Linked DNA regions of Homo sapiens: region 1 is linked to region 2. Evidence: chromatin contacts called from ENCODE Hi-C or POLR2A ChIA-PET data. All regions are on one chromosome and are shown on one strand. The core of a region is the stretch at or near the end of the contact, and the rest is flanking DNA. Distances in the headings are between cores, read along the strand shown. Region 1 has its middle 77 kb from the start of CUX1. Region 2 overlaps PRKRIP1 (PRKR interacting protein 1).

What was found. Hi-C counts contacts between places; a loop is a spot of excess contacts on that map. ChIA-PET counts read pairs that join two places held with the same protein, here RNA polymerase II (POLR2A). Pooled maps may share reads with other maps.
Region 1: a loop to region 2 is called in a pooled map, with 5 times the contacts of the local background. The contact joins two enhancer-like sites. A Hi-C loop is called at or near these places in 1 of 37 single-sample maps with no recorded cell type and 3 of 50 pooled maps. POLR2A ChIA-PET finds 5 or more read pairs at or near these places in 1 of 52 experiments (activated CD4-positive, alpha-beta T cell).

Annotation. Positions count from the first base shown.
Region 1 is chr7:101,737,580-101,744,354 of GRCh38, reverse strand. No RefSeq gene overlaps it. Among named protein-coding and RNA genes, the nearest start is that of CUX1, 77 kb to the left of the region's middle. RefSeq lists a silencer at 516-635 and enhancers at 515-1,458, 2,942-3,011, 3,132-3,211. Within about 2 kb of position 3,219, at least 3 of the 41 ENCODE cell types and tissues checked have a DNase peak (open chromatin) inside an H3K27ac peak, as active enhancers do.
Region 2 is chr7:102,423,054-102,429,484 of GRCh38, reverse strand. PRKRIP1 (PRKR interacting protein 1) reads right to left here. Exons shown (of 6, transcript NM_024653.4): 6 at 2,819-4,471. The coding sequence ends at 4,374. LOC100630923 (LOC100289561-PRKRIP1 readthrough) reads right to left here. Exons shown (of 9, transcript NR_038967.1): 9 at 2,803-4,471. Among named protein-coding and RNA genes, the nearest start is that of ORAI2, 7.3 kb to the left of the region's middle. RefSeq lists enhancers at 2,568-2,857, 3,338-3,847, 3,018-3,921. Within about 2 kb of position 2,769, at least 19 of the 41 ENCODE cell types and tissues checked have a DNase peak (open chromatin) inside an H3K27ac peak, as active enhancers do.

The DNA.
Region 1 (6,775 bases), core at 1,970-4,469, 690 kb after region 2:
GTGATCCGCCCGCCTCGGCCTCCCAAAGTACTGGGATTACAGGCGTGAGCCACCACGACCGCAGAGACCCGTAGCTTTCTAAAAGAGACTCTGAGGGTGCTTTCAGTGATGACCCTTGGCAGAAACCGGAGGAAGGGCTGAAGGTGATGGGGGAGGGGCGGAGCTCTGCCTTGAGCTTTGCTGCGGAGCCAAGCCTTCCCTCCTTGTCTAGCTCTGGCACTTTGAGCAGGTTCTGTCGGGGGTATCCCTGCCCTGGAAGCCCCTCTCACCTTCCCAGGTTAGGGGTGGCGTCCCCCAGTCTCCCTGAGGGCAAGGGCTGTTCTCATTTGTTTTGGAGGCCAGCTCTGCTCAGGGCCTGGGAATACAGTAGGTGTCTAATAAATATTTGCAGCGTTGAACTCTGTGCCCAGCAGCCCCTAGCCGTTCACCAGACAGCCTTGGCCTCCGGAGAGTGGGCTTTGGGGGAGGTGGCCTGGGCCGGGGGAGGGTGTGAGAGGCCTCATGGAGGGGGGCGGGGGCGGATCCGGGGTCGCTCTGGCTCAGCCTCCGGGGCCGTCCCCGCTGCCTTTGCAGAAGGCGCCTCCGCTGTGGCTCTTCCCCCTGGGCTGGAGCCAGAGCCTAGCGCACCCGGAGGAGGAGGAGGAGGAGGACGAGGAGGAGGAGGAGGCGGCGGCGGCGGCTGCGTTGCCGTCTGTGCCCATCACCTGAGCTGCACCGGGCGGGGAGGATAACAATTATTGGGAGAGGTTTGAAAAAAAAATCATTATCAAATAACTACAGCTTGCAAAAGTTGGCGGGCGGAACGGAAAACGCGGGCTGGATCGCTCTGGGGACGCCGCCGCCGCTCCCGAGCAGCTCCGCGGTAGCCAGAAATGGAAGGACGTACATCTGCAACGCATTTGTGCGAGGTTCACCTTGGAGACCGCGCTGCTGGATGCAGGCGGCGAGTTCACGCGAAAGGAAAAACTCTTTTAAGAGGGATTTCTCCTTGGGGGACCCTGCCCGGCACGCGCGGCGGGGAAGGGCGCCCCCTGCCAGGCGCGCGCGTGGAGCTGGGACGCTCCGATGGGGTGGGGGCCGCTTCTCTGAGCCTCAGTTTCTCAGTCTGTCCGAGGACTTGTACAGATTCGTGGCTGGCCTTGCAGGACCCTTCCAGTGGGGATATTCTTTTATTATTTTTATTTTTTATTTATTATTTTGTTTAGATGGAGTCTCATTCTTGTCGTCCCAGCTGGAGTGCAGTGGCACAATCTCGGCTCACTGCAACCTCCGCTTCCCGGGTTCAAGTGATTCTCCTGCCTCAGCCTCTCGAGTAGCTGGGATTACAGACCCCCGCCGCCATGCCCGGCTAATTTTTGTATTTCTAGTAGAGGGGTTTCACCATGTTGGCCAGGCTGGTCTTGAACTCCTGGCCTCAAGTGACCTGTCCGCCTAGGCCTCCCAAAGTGCTGACATTACAGGCTGAGCCACTGCGCCCAGCCTCCAGTGGGGATAGTCTAAGAATCTTCTTATTTCTGGCACCAGGTCCCGATGGAGGTAGAGGTACCAGCCCTTAAGGTACCAGGACCTGGTCATCGCATTCCCAGCCCTGTTTACATTCTAGGGTGCTGCGGGTACGTGATGGTCTAAGGAAGATCAAATCCACTTTCCACTTCTCAGGGCCCTGCCGACAAGTGCAACGGTTTGTTCCTTCTCAGGGGAGGAGGGGACCCCTGTCCCCCTTCTCAGGGGCAGTTCCATCCATTCTCACCTCTTGGGTCTTCAGTGTGCACCTCCCACAGCTCACAGACATCCCTGTCTCCCCTAAACCCCTTTGCCGTGACGCCCACCGCCCATCCACCTTCCCCCGCGGGCTTCCTTCTCAGAGTGGTCAGTACGTAGTCTAGTGTCCACATCTTCCTCCCTGCAGTCACTTTGAAGGTGGCCCAAGCTTCAGGGCCCCCCTCCTTCTCCAAACACGGCTGGGCCTCTGGGCTTTTTGGAGTTAGAAAAGGGGAGGGGGGCTGTGGGGAGCGAGAGGTGCAGGAGTGAAGTGTGGGGACCCTTCCTGGGACCCCTCACCCTCACACACACACCACCCCACTTGCCTAAGACAGGCACAACTGGAGCCATCTTGAGACCCAGAATTCCTCTCCAGGTTATGGTGTTTCTCACGGTCCTTGCCCACCAGGAGATAGAAAGTTCTGGAAAGATGCTGTTGGAAAGGTGAAGCTAGAAGCACGGCCTCTTTGCACAGGCTATGCTTTAAGTACTCATAACTGGCTCACATCTACTGAGCCATCACTGTGTACCAAGCACTGTTCTAACGTTTTATTTTTATTTTATTTTTTATTTTTGAGACAGAGTCTTCCTCTGTTGCCCAGGCTGGAGTGCAGTGGCATGATCTCAGCTCACTGCAACCTCTGCCTCCGCCCCCTCTCAAGTGATTCTCCTGCATCAGCTTCCTGAGTAGCTGGGATTACAGGTGCCAGCCACCACACCCAGCTAATTTTTGTATTTTCAGTAGAGATGGGGTTTCACCATGTTGGCCAGGCTGGTCTCGAACTCCTGACCTCAGGTGATCCACCTGCCTTGGCCTCCCAAAGTGGTAGGATTACAGGTGAAATGTTTTAAATGTGTTGTTTTGAAGAGACAGGACCTCCCTCTGTTGCCCAGGCTGGAGTGCAGTGGCGCAATTATGGCTCACTGCAGCTTGAAACTCCTGGGCTCAAGTGATCCTCTCTCCTCAGCCTCCCAAGTAGCTGGGACTACAGGCTTGTGTAGCCACGCCTGGCTAACTTTATAATTTTTTATAGAGTGGGATCTCACTATGTTGCCCAGGCTGATCTCAACTCCTGGCCTCAAGTGATCCTTCTGCCTCCACCTCCCAAAGTGCTGGGATTACCAGTTTAAGCCACCACGCCCAGCCACCAACTCACTTTCACTTGGCTAAATCGCGCCCTGTTTGGAAGACGGAGCCTGAAATTGGCAGGAGAGCTGGATGTGGCCATGGTCCTTCACTGCCCAGGGCGTGCTTGTCCCATCCAGCCTGTACTCCTGTGGCTGTGTGGATGACCAAGGGCTCACCTGGTCTTGCTTTTCTTCACCTCACTCTTCCCAAGAGGCTGGTTCTGACACTAACAGTCACCCATTGGTAAACAGCCCAGCACCAAAAGCCCCTAAGAACCTTCAGATAAGAGACATCCCTTGGGGGAAGGAAGAAAAAAAAAACACAACCTAACAGGAAGCCAAGTGGGTAAACGGTTACTTGCATGATTCTAAAGCCTGCATGTTTCTTCCCCAGGCGAGAGAGACTGAGCCTTTCACTCTCAGAGCCAGCTTGGCCAGAGTCTCAGAAGCAAGGTCTCTGTGCACCTTGGGGCTGTTGGCAGGGCTGAGGAGAGGAGTAACCAAATCATGGGTCTGGGAGAGAAATTTCCTCCGATGCTTTTCTGGCTCCTACCTAGAGAGTTCTCTCACTTCTGAGAGGTATCCTGTGAGGGCACAGTGGACAGGAGCAGAGACCTGGGGTCAGGCAGGCCCAGCACAGAGATGCCTAATGCCCTTGGGAAGTCACTTGACCTTCCCGAATCCACCTTTTTTTTTTTTTTTTTTTTGAGTTGGAGTCTCACTCTGACACCCAGGCTGGAGTGCAGTGGTGCAATCTTGGCTCACTGCAGCCTCCGTCTCCTGGGTTCAAGCAATTCTCCTGCCTCAGCCTCCCAAGTACCTGGGATTATAGGCATGTGCCATCATGCCCGGCTAATTTTTGTATTTTTAATGGAGATGGGGTTTTGCCACGTTGGCCGGGCTGGTCTCGAACTCTTGAGCTCAGGTGATCTGCCCACCTTGGCCTCCCAAACTGCTGGGGTTACAGGCATGAGCCACTGCACTGGGCCCCGAGTCTTCCTTTTAAACCATGAAACGGGGATTGCCCAGGTGTGATGGCTCACATTTATAATCTCAGCTCTTTGGGAGGCCAAGGCAGGAGGATCGCTTGAGGCTAGGAGTTCCAGACCAGTCTGGGCAACATAGCGAGACCTCGTCTCTACAAAAAATAACAATTAAAAAATTAGCCAAGTGTGGTGGCGTGTGCCTACAGTTCCAGCTACTTGGGATGCTGAGGCTGGAGGATGGCTTGAGCCCAGGAGTTGGAGGCTGCAGTGAGCTATGATCACACCACTGCATTCCAGTCTGGGCAACAGAGCAAGACCCTGTCTCTAAAAACCAAACACAAAAAGCCAAAAAACAAAGCTAAAACAACCCCTAGAGGTGTGATCAAAGGGCTGGGGAGGAGGGAGAGAGGAGGAGCTTCCCCAGGGGAGACTTCATCACCAAACTCTGTACCTGCAGGCACCTTGTCCTGCCCTGGAGGTGGGGGTTGGTGAACCGGAAACCCATGACTCACTCCCTCCCTGCCCAGCCAGGCCTGGACAGCTGTGCAAACAGACTGAGGAAGGGGCTTCCAGGCCACACTCTGTGCCTCTCCTCCTCCTCCTCCTCCTCCTCTTCCTCCTCCCTGGAGTCAGCCCAGGCTGGCTCCATCCCTCTGGGCCCCTTCTCTCCCTGAAAATTGCAGGAATGTGCACCACTGTGTTAGAACCAAGTCCTTGGAAGACTCCAGATTTCCCCTAGACTTGGGAGTACTGGGACTTAGGAAGAAGGGGTTGGGGCTGTCCAGGTCTCCCTGGCCCGAGGGTCTCACCCTTAGGTCCTCCGAAGCTCTGTTTCCAAGGATAGCAGACCCGCCCTCACAATAGCACCCACTCACTGAGTCCCTTCTGTCACGGTGCATACCCTGCTGTCCCTGGGACCTGTACTTGGATGTCTCAAGGGCATGTTCAACTCCCCGTGTCCCAAACTCAACTCAGGCTCTCTCCTCTCAGGATATGTCCCCGCCCTCCACCCAGGGCTCAGGCCAGAAGCCTTGGAGTCCTTCTTGACATCACCCTCTCCCTCACCTTCCCCACCCAATCTGACATCAAACTGTGTAGACTCCAGCTCCGAAAAATACCCCAATCCAACTATTCCTGGCCATCTCTGCTGCCCTACCCGTGGGGGCCTCTGCCCTCGCTCCACCTCCCATTCACTCATCCTCCACCCTGCAGCCAGAGTAACCTTTTTTCTTTTTTCTTTTTTTGAGATGGAGTCTCACTCTGTCGCCCAGGCTGGAGTGCAGTGGCACGATCTCGCCTCACTGCAACATCTGCCTGCCCGGTTCAAGCAATTCTCCTGCCTCAGCCACCCAAGTAGCTGGGATTACAGGTGTGCACCACCGTGCATGGCTAATTTTTGTATTTTTAGTAGAGATGGGGTTTCACCATGTTGGCCAGGCTAGTCTTGAACTGCTGACCTCAAGTGATCCTCCTGCCTTGACCTCCCAAAGTGCTGGGATTACAGGCATGCACCACCATGCGTGGCTAATTTTTGTATTTTTAGTAGAGACGGGGTTTCACTTTGTTGGCCAGGCTAGTCTCGAACTCCTGACCTCAAGTGATCCTCCTGCCTTGACCTCCCAAAGTGCTGGGATTACAGGCATGCACCACCACGCATGGCTAATTTTTGTATTTTTAGTAGAGATGGGGTTTCACCATGTTGGCCAGGCTGGTCTTGAACTCCTGACCTCAAGTGATCCTCCTGCCTTGACCTCCCAAAGTGGTAGGATTACAGGCGTGAGCCACTGCGCCTGGCAACCAGAGTAATTTTTTTTTTTTTTTTTTTTTTAGACAGAGTCTCGCTCTGTTGCCCAGGCTGGAGTGCAGTGGCACAATCTCGGCTCACTGCAAGCTCCACCTCCCGGGTTCACGCCATTCTCCTGCCTCAGCCTCTCAAGTAGCTGGGACTACAGGCGTCTGCCACCACACCCGGCTAATTTTTGTATTTTTAGTACAGACGCGGTTTCACCTGGTTAGCCAGGATGGTGTTAATCTCCTGACCTCGTGATCTGCCAGTCTCGGCCTCCCAAAGTGCTGGGATTACAGACGTGAGCCACCGCACCTGGCCCAGAGTAATTTTATTAAAATGTCAATCAGATCACATTTCTCCCTGCTTACAACTTTTTGATAGTTTCTCATTGGATTTAAGACAAAATCCAAATTCCATATATCACAGCCTGCAAGTCCTTCCATGCTGTATCTCCTTGCATAGTTTAATAGTCCCCTGCACTGGACTGTAAGCTCACAGAGGGCAGGAATAGCCCATTTTTATGCACTGGGGCTCCTGTAGGGTGTGAGAGAATCCCAACCCCTTGCCTTTGATCTGAGCTGGACACACTGCAAAGACATGCTCCAAAACTTTTCCCATGTGACACTCATGTGACCCACCTCAAGGGGTGCCACCACCATTTCACCTGTTACGCAGATGGCGAAGCCAAGTTTCCAAGACGGCAGGAGACTTGTAAAAGGGCACACGGATAATAACTGCAGTAGACAGGCTGTACTGGCGTTCACTGTGTGCTATGACCGGTTCTAATCACTCTGTGTGTAGTTTTACATTGAATGCTACATACTAACCCTGAAAAGTAGACAGTCTTCCTTCCTCCCTCCCCTCCTCCCTCTTTCCCTTCCTTCCTCCCTCCCTTCCCTCCTTCTTCCCTCCCTCCCTCCCTCCCTTCCCTCCTTCTTCCCTCCCTCCCTCCCTTCTCTCTCTCTCTCTTTCTTTCTTTTTTTTTTTTTTGGAGACGTTGTCTCGCCCTGTTGCCCAGGCTGGAGTGCAGTGGCACAGTCTCGGCTGACCTCCGCCTCCTGAGTTCAAGTGATTCTCCTGTCTCAGCCTCCTGAGTAGCTGGGATTACAGG
Region 2 (6,431 bases), core at 1,520-4,019:
CCTACCCTGTGGCCTTTGAGACTCCAGTCCCCTGATTAACAGGGTCTGAGGCCATGGCAGGGCGCCTCCTCCCTCCCCAGCTCGCTTTCTGGGCACTCTTGTTCTCCTGAGCCACCTGACTTCAGCTCAGCGCTCGCCTTCGCAGAGGCCTGGGTCAGGTGCCCACACAGCAGGCTGTGCTGCTCTCCCCAATCCTGTTCCTGCTCAGACCTGGAGCCCCCTGAAGGCAAGGACTGTGTCTTGTCCACCACCATCCCCAGTGCCTAGCAATGGGCCTTGGAATCCCTTGGATTTTGCACTTAGTTGGTGCTCAATAAACATTTGCTATTTTTTTTCATTTATTATTATATTTTTTGAGACGAAGTTTCACTCTTGTTGCCCAGGCTGGAGTGCAGTGGCATCATTTTGGCTCACTGCAACCTCTGCCTCCCAGGTTCAAGCAACTCTCCTGCCTCAGCCTCCCCAGTAGCTGGGATTACAGGCACTGGCCACCATGCCCGGCTAATTTTTGCATTTTTAGTAGAGATGGGGTTTCACCATGTTGGCCAGGCTGGTCTCGAACTCCTGACCTCAGGTGATCCACCTGCCTTGGCCTCTCAAAGTGCTGGGATTACAGGTGTGAGCCACTGCATCCAGCCTTTTACTTCTGAGACAAGGTCTTAGTGTTACCCAGGCTGGAGTGCGGCAGCACAATCATGGCTCACTGCAGCCTCAATCTCCCAGGCTCAAGTGATTCTCCCACTTCAGCCTTGGAAGTAGCTAGGACTATGCCACTAGGCCAGGTGCACTTTTCAATTTTTATTTTTTAGAGATGTGGGGCTCACTATGTTGCTCAGGCTGGTCTTGAACTCCTGGCCTTAAGTGATCCTCCTGCCTAGGCCTCCCAAAGTGCTGGGGTTACAGGCAAGAGCCACCACACCCAGTGGATTTGTGACATTCTGTGGAGTAAGAAAACAAGAAACGGCCTCCTGGAACTCGCTCCAGGTTAATTTCCAAGAGTGTTCTCTCTACTGAAATATATGTTAATATATGGTAATCGTAGCTAACTTTAGTCAAGTACACCAAATAGTAAACAGAAATTAACTTCCAAGAGGGAGAAGGAGAAAACACGTGTCTCCACCATGAATGAAAAAGAATTGGCCTGAGTTCTATTTCCAAGAGTTAGTAGAACACTCCTCTAACTCAATTTTAATTTGTTTTTTACCAAAATATAAATGTTGGAAACAGCGAAATAAATTTAAAATAGTAACAGGGCAGGGCTCGGTGGTGTACACTTATAATCCCAGCACTTTGGGAGGCTGAGGTGGGAGGGTTGTTTGAACTTAGGAGGTGGAGACCAGTGCAAGATGGCAAAACCCTGTCTCCACAAAAAATACAAAAATTAGCCAGGCATGGTGGTACGCACCTGTAGTCCCAGCTACTTGGGAGGATGAGGTGTAAGAATGGCTTGAGCCCGAGAGGTGGAGGTTGCAGTGAGCCGAGATCACGCCACTGCACCCCAGCCTGGGCAAAAGCGCCAGACCTTGTTTCAAAAACAAACAAAAATTAGGCTGGCATGGTGGTGAATGCCTGTAGTCCTAGCTACTTGGGAGGCTGAGATGGGAGGAATGCTTGAGCCCAGGAGTTGGAGGCTGCAGTGTGCAATGATGGCGCCACTGCACTGCAGCCGGGGGGACACAGCAAGCCCTTGTCTCGAAGTTAACTAATTAAAGGGGCGGGTTCTGTAGTAGAATCTCCTGTTTAAACAGTAAAATACCTGTTTAAATGTCTATTTGGGCATGAATCGTAAATGATGCAGAATTACAGGGGCATCACCAGGGAACCTAGATATATTTGTTTTTGAGACAGGGTCTCACTGTGTTACCCAAGCTGGAGTGCAGTGGAGTGATCACGGCTCACTGCAGCCTTCAACTCCTCGGCTCAAGGGATCCTCCTACCTCAGCTTCCCAAGTAGCTGGGACTATAGGTGCGCACCATCACGCCCAGATAATTTTAAAATTTTTTGTAGAGATGGGGTCTCACTGTGTTGCCAAGGCTGGTCTCAAACTCCTGGGCTCAAGCGATCCTCCTGCCTCGGCCTTCCAAAGTGCTGGGATTACAGGCGTCAGCTCACCACGCCTGGCCATAAGAATTCTTGTGTGTGAGTTTGTTTGAGACGATTCTGTTACCTACACCTCTGTGTTCAGTTCCAGACTCCTTCCCACCCATGAGCAATGAGGGACATTACTTCATGATTCTCCCCTAATGGTGGTTTTTTTTGTCGGGGGGAGGGCAGGGGCTCTCAGTATCACCCAATCCTTTCTCAATGATGACATCTGTTTGTTCTTCTTTTCCTAAATAAGTGATGCCCTGAAGAAAGAATCTCTCAACTTAAGGTCCTGATGACCTAGTACTAATGGCCAGAAATGGCTACAGGACATGTCCTGCCTAAATATCATCTCCTGCACCCCGTGGGGGTGAAGCCCACCGCAACCTGGCATCCTGCTGTGTCGCCATGTGCCCACCCACCCAACACACACCTGTGGCGACTGTCTCTCTTGGCCCAGTGAGCTGGCAGAGGCAGGAAGGGACTTGCTGACAGTCCCCTGGCTTACCAGAGGCAGGGGCAGGATTCAAAGCCAGGTCATCAGGCTCCAAGCCCCAGCACCCTCCCCAGCACTGAGGCGGCCCACAAGCTCCAGGTTGCAGACTCAGGGCAGGGGCTGTGACACATGTGGGGGTGGGGAGAGGGATGGAAACCAACAGTCCAAAGATAGGAGAACTAAAACCGAAACACAAACCAGCCAGTCCCAGACAGAGAAAAACAGGTTTCAAAATGTACAGCCAGGGCATGTGCTCATTTATTAGGGCTGACTCTCCGTGTCCGCTTCCTGGGAAAGAAAATCCCTGTGACATGAACCGATGAAGGGACAGAAGCTATCACAGATGCTACAGGGCTCAGAGAGGGGCCGGGGCAATCTACACTACAGAAGTAAAAGCAACGTAAAATGTTTCTGGGTTTCCTTTCCCTTCACTCAAAACCACTATTTCCTTAGTTCTATCAAAGTACGTAAGGGGCATAAAATAGACTCAGGAACTCGGGGCTAAATCATCCAAAAATGGAGCCAAGGCTCTAACTAGAAACTGTCTCTGTCGTCCCTGTTGGCCTCAAAACCCCGAGGTAAAAGGCTGGTCTCGGCTCCTCCCAGGCCCCCTGGCTCCCAGCACAGTGCCCCGTCCTCTGTGTTCATCATCATCGTTTTTTAAGAGACAGGGTCTCGCTCTATTGCCCAGGTTGGCCTTGAATCCCTGGACTCAAGCGGTCCTCCTGCCTTGGCCTTCCGAGTAGCTGGGATTCTAGGCGCATGCCCCTGCGCCGGGCTGCCCTGCTCTCTGCAGGTGCCTTCTCTGCATGGGCCCAGTGCCTGGATGCCAGTTTGAGGCTGCGCCACATGAGGACACAGCAGTTCCGCCTCTCTTCTCCCCGCTGGCCCCAACTGCTGTGAGCCGGCGGAAAGCCCCGACAGTTGCAGTCATGCAAGGAGGAGCTCCACCCACTTGACCCAGTCCCGCCTCTCTCAGCCTGTTCTGTTTAGACCCCCTTCCACTTCGGGATGAAATCACAGCTGTTGGTGAGAGAACCCCCGTCCGGCTGGGAATCCCTCGCCTTCTGCTCTGGCTCAGCCCAGCTTGGAGTCTCCGCCTGCTCACTCTCCGGTGACCGGCTCTTCCCCCACAGCGCTTTCCACACACCCTGTGCCCTTGTGACCCAGCCCCTGGTGAAGTCCCTGGCCCGGGCCTCCTTGTGCACACACCCAGGCCTTCCCAGAACACGAGAGCACCGGGAGCTGCAGTGGGAGCAGACCCTCTATGGCGTGGTCCCCACTTCCCACTGGAGTGAGTGGGCAACATGGACCAGCCCCACAGCTGAGGCCATCTCCTCACTGAGCCTGGGACCAGGTCCACGTAATGTGTCTTCAGTCCCCGTGGGAATGGTGGCATCTCAGCCTTCTCCAGAGTGTTTGCGACTCACGGTCCACATGTCCCAACAAAACGCAAGGGTGTTCTGCTCTTTACTAAATAAACGTTCCCTTCCCAGAAACCAGCCCCAAACTCATCACTGTTCAAATATGTGGCAAGGTGAGGCTCTCTGTCCCCCTTTACCAGGAGCACGGATGGTGTCTGCAAGGCAGTGCCTCTGAGTGTCAGGGAGATGGCCCCTCAGGCTCCCAAACCTGCCAAATACAGGACTGTGAGCGGCTCGGGAGGGGTCTCCTTTGCTCTCCATCCAGCGGGTCAGCGGGTCCTTGCGGGGGAGAAAGAGCCAAACAGCCGCCTTTCCCTTCTGGTCACAGCACGAGCCAGGTTCCAGGCAGAGGCTGTGGCAAACATTGTCATCGCCCCATGGTGAAACTGGGCACTTCCTCCTCCTCCTCTGTTCCAGATGCCTCCGCAGAGCTGCTGGACCCCTGCTCCTTGGGCTGACCGGGTCCTGTAACCACACGACATTCAAATTACAGACATGCAAAATCGTTCAGGGTCAAGGGTGCTTTCAAAGAGGAGAGCTGATGGGAAGTCAAAAGTCCCTGTTCCTAGACCGCATGGCAAGAAACCAGGGTCATGCCTCACGTCCACCAGTCCTCTGAGCCATTCCCCAGGAGTAAGGGTGGCTCACAGACCTGATCTACCACTGCTCTCACGGGTGCACCCCATCTTTACCCAAAGGCCCAGAGGCACACGCAAGACCCGACACCCCATAAACCACGCACTACTTTTACATGGCTCAAGTTGCCTCTTGGGTGGGCAACTTCCCGACCCAGCTCTTCAACACTAACGCCAGGCTGACAACACTCTCACTGAAGTCTCAAGTTCTCACTGCCGTCTGCAAAAGGATTTCCGAAACCTGTGTGGCAGAGGGCTCTGCCCCCCACACATACGCCAGCTTCCCAGCTCCTCCCAAGCATGGCCCAGGAAGCCCCTCCTGACACCTGTGAGCAGCACAGGTTCCCTGTCCCCCATCATGACTGCCAGCCAGAAGCCGAGCATGAGGACGTGTTCCCAACTCCTCCCCTCCCCCTCTTCACGCGGGAGCAGGAGGACAAGTGAGAGTTGGAAAGGCAGAGGCAGAGACCACAAGGCAGCAGATGGCCCGGCTCAGCCATGCCAGGACGCCGGCCGCAGGCACGGTGGCCTCAGCAACTCACAAATGGGTAGGCTCACCCGGGCCAGCCAATGCTCCTTGAGGCACATGTGCAGGGCTTGCCCTGGCCACCCACACGCCCACTACAGACCCTGAGCGCTGCTACTGCTGTGTCACCAAAGGTCAGACAAAGGGCCTCTAAGCAGGAGGCCCTGCACAGCCAAAGGCACAGCCCAGCCTAAAATTCACTGTCATACCCAGGATGGGACCGCAGAAAGAACACAGAACACGCACGGCGCTGGCGAAAGCATCTGGAAGATTTAGTTTCATTAATTTGGGGCATCCCTTTTTCCCCTCAACCTCATACCACACAGCATGATTAGCTTTGAAAGTTCAAACGGGGAAGCCGGGTGCAATGGCACACACCTGTAATCCCAGCACTTTGGGAGGCTGAGGAGGATGGATCACTTGAGCCCAGGAGTTCAAGACAAGCCTGGGCAACACAGCGAGTTCCATTTCTATAAAAAATGGCCTGGTGACACATGCCTATAGTCCTCGCTACTCATGAGGCTGAGGCAGGAGGACCTTCTGGGCCCAGGAGTTCAAGGCTGCAGTGAGCCATGCTACTGCACGGCAGCCTGGGCACAGATTTTTTTTTTTTTAAAGTTTAAATGGTGAGGATATTTTAATAGCTAATATTTGTCCAACACTATTACATGGAAGCACTGTGCTAAGTCTGTACATAGAGTACCCTGTTTAATTCTTACAATAGTCTATGAGGTAAGTACCACTCTTATATATCCATTTTACAGATGAAGAAGATAAAAGACCCAGAGAGGTGGAGGAACTTGCTGCTCGAGATCTCCTATTCACTAAGACAGGGACCCAGGCTCAAACGTGTTCTCTGACTCTCTCAGCCTCTGCCTATGTTGTCTGCAGAAATCGTATAAGGCGCCGGGCACGGTGGCTCATGTCTGTAATCCCAACACCCTGGGAGGCCGAGGTGGATGGATCACGAGGTCAGGAGTTTGAGACCAGCCTGACCAACATGGGGGAAACCTCATCTCTACTAGAAATACAAAAATTAGCCAGGCGTGGTGGCGGGCGCCTGTAATCCCAGCCACTTGGGAGGCTGAGGCAGGAGAATCACTTGAACCCAGGAGGCAAAGGTTGCAGTGAGCCGAGATAGCGCCACTGCACTCCAGCCTGGGTGACAGAGGCAGACTCTGTCTCAAAAAAAAAAAAGAGCATAGGGTCTGATCTTTAATTCTGCTTCTGATGAATACAATACTCGTTGAGCTGGATGTTTGTG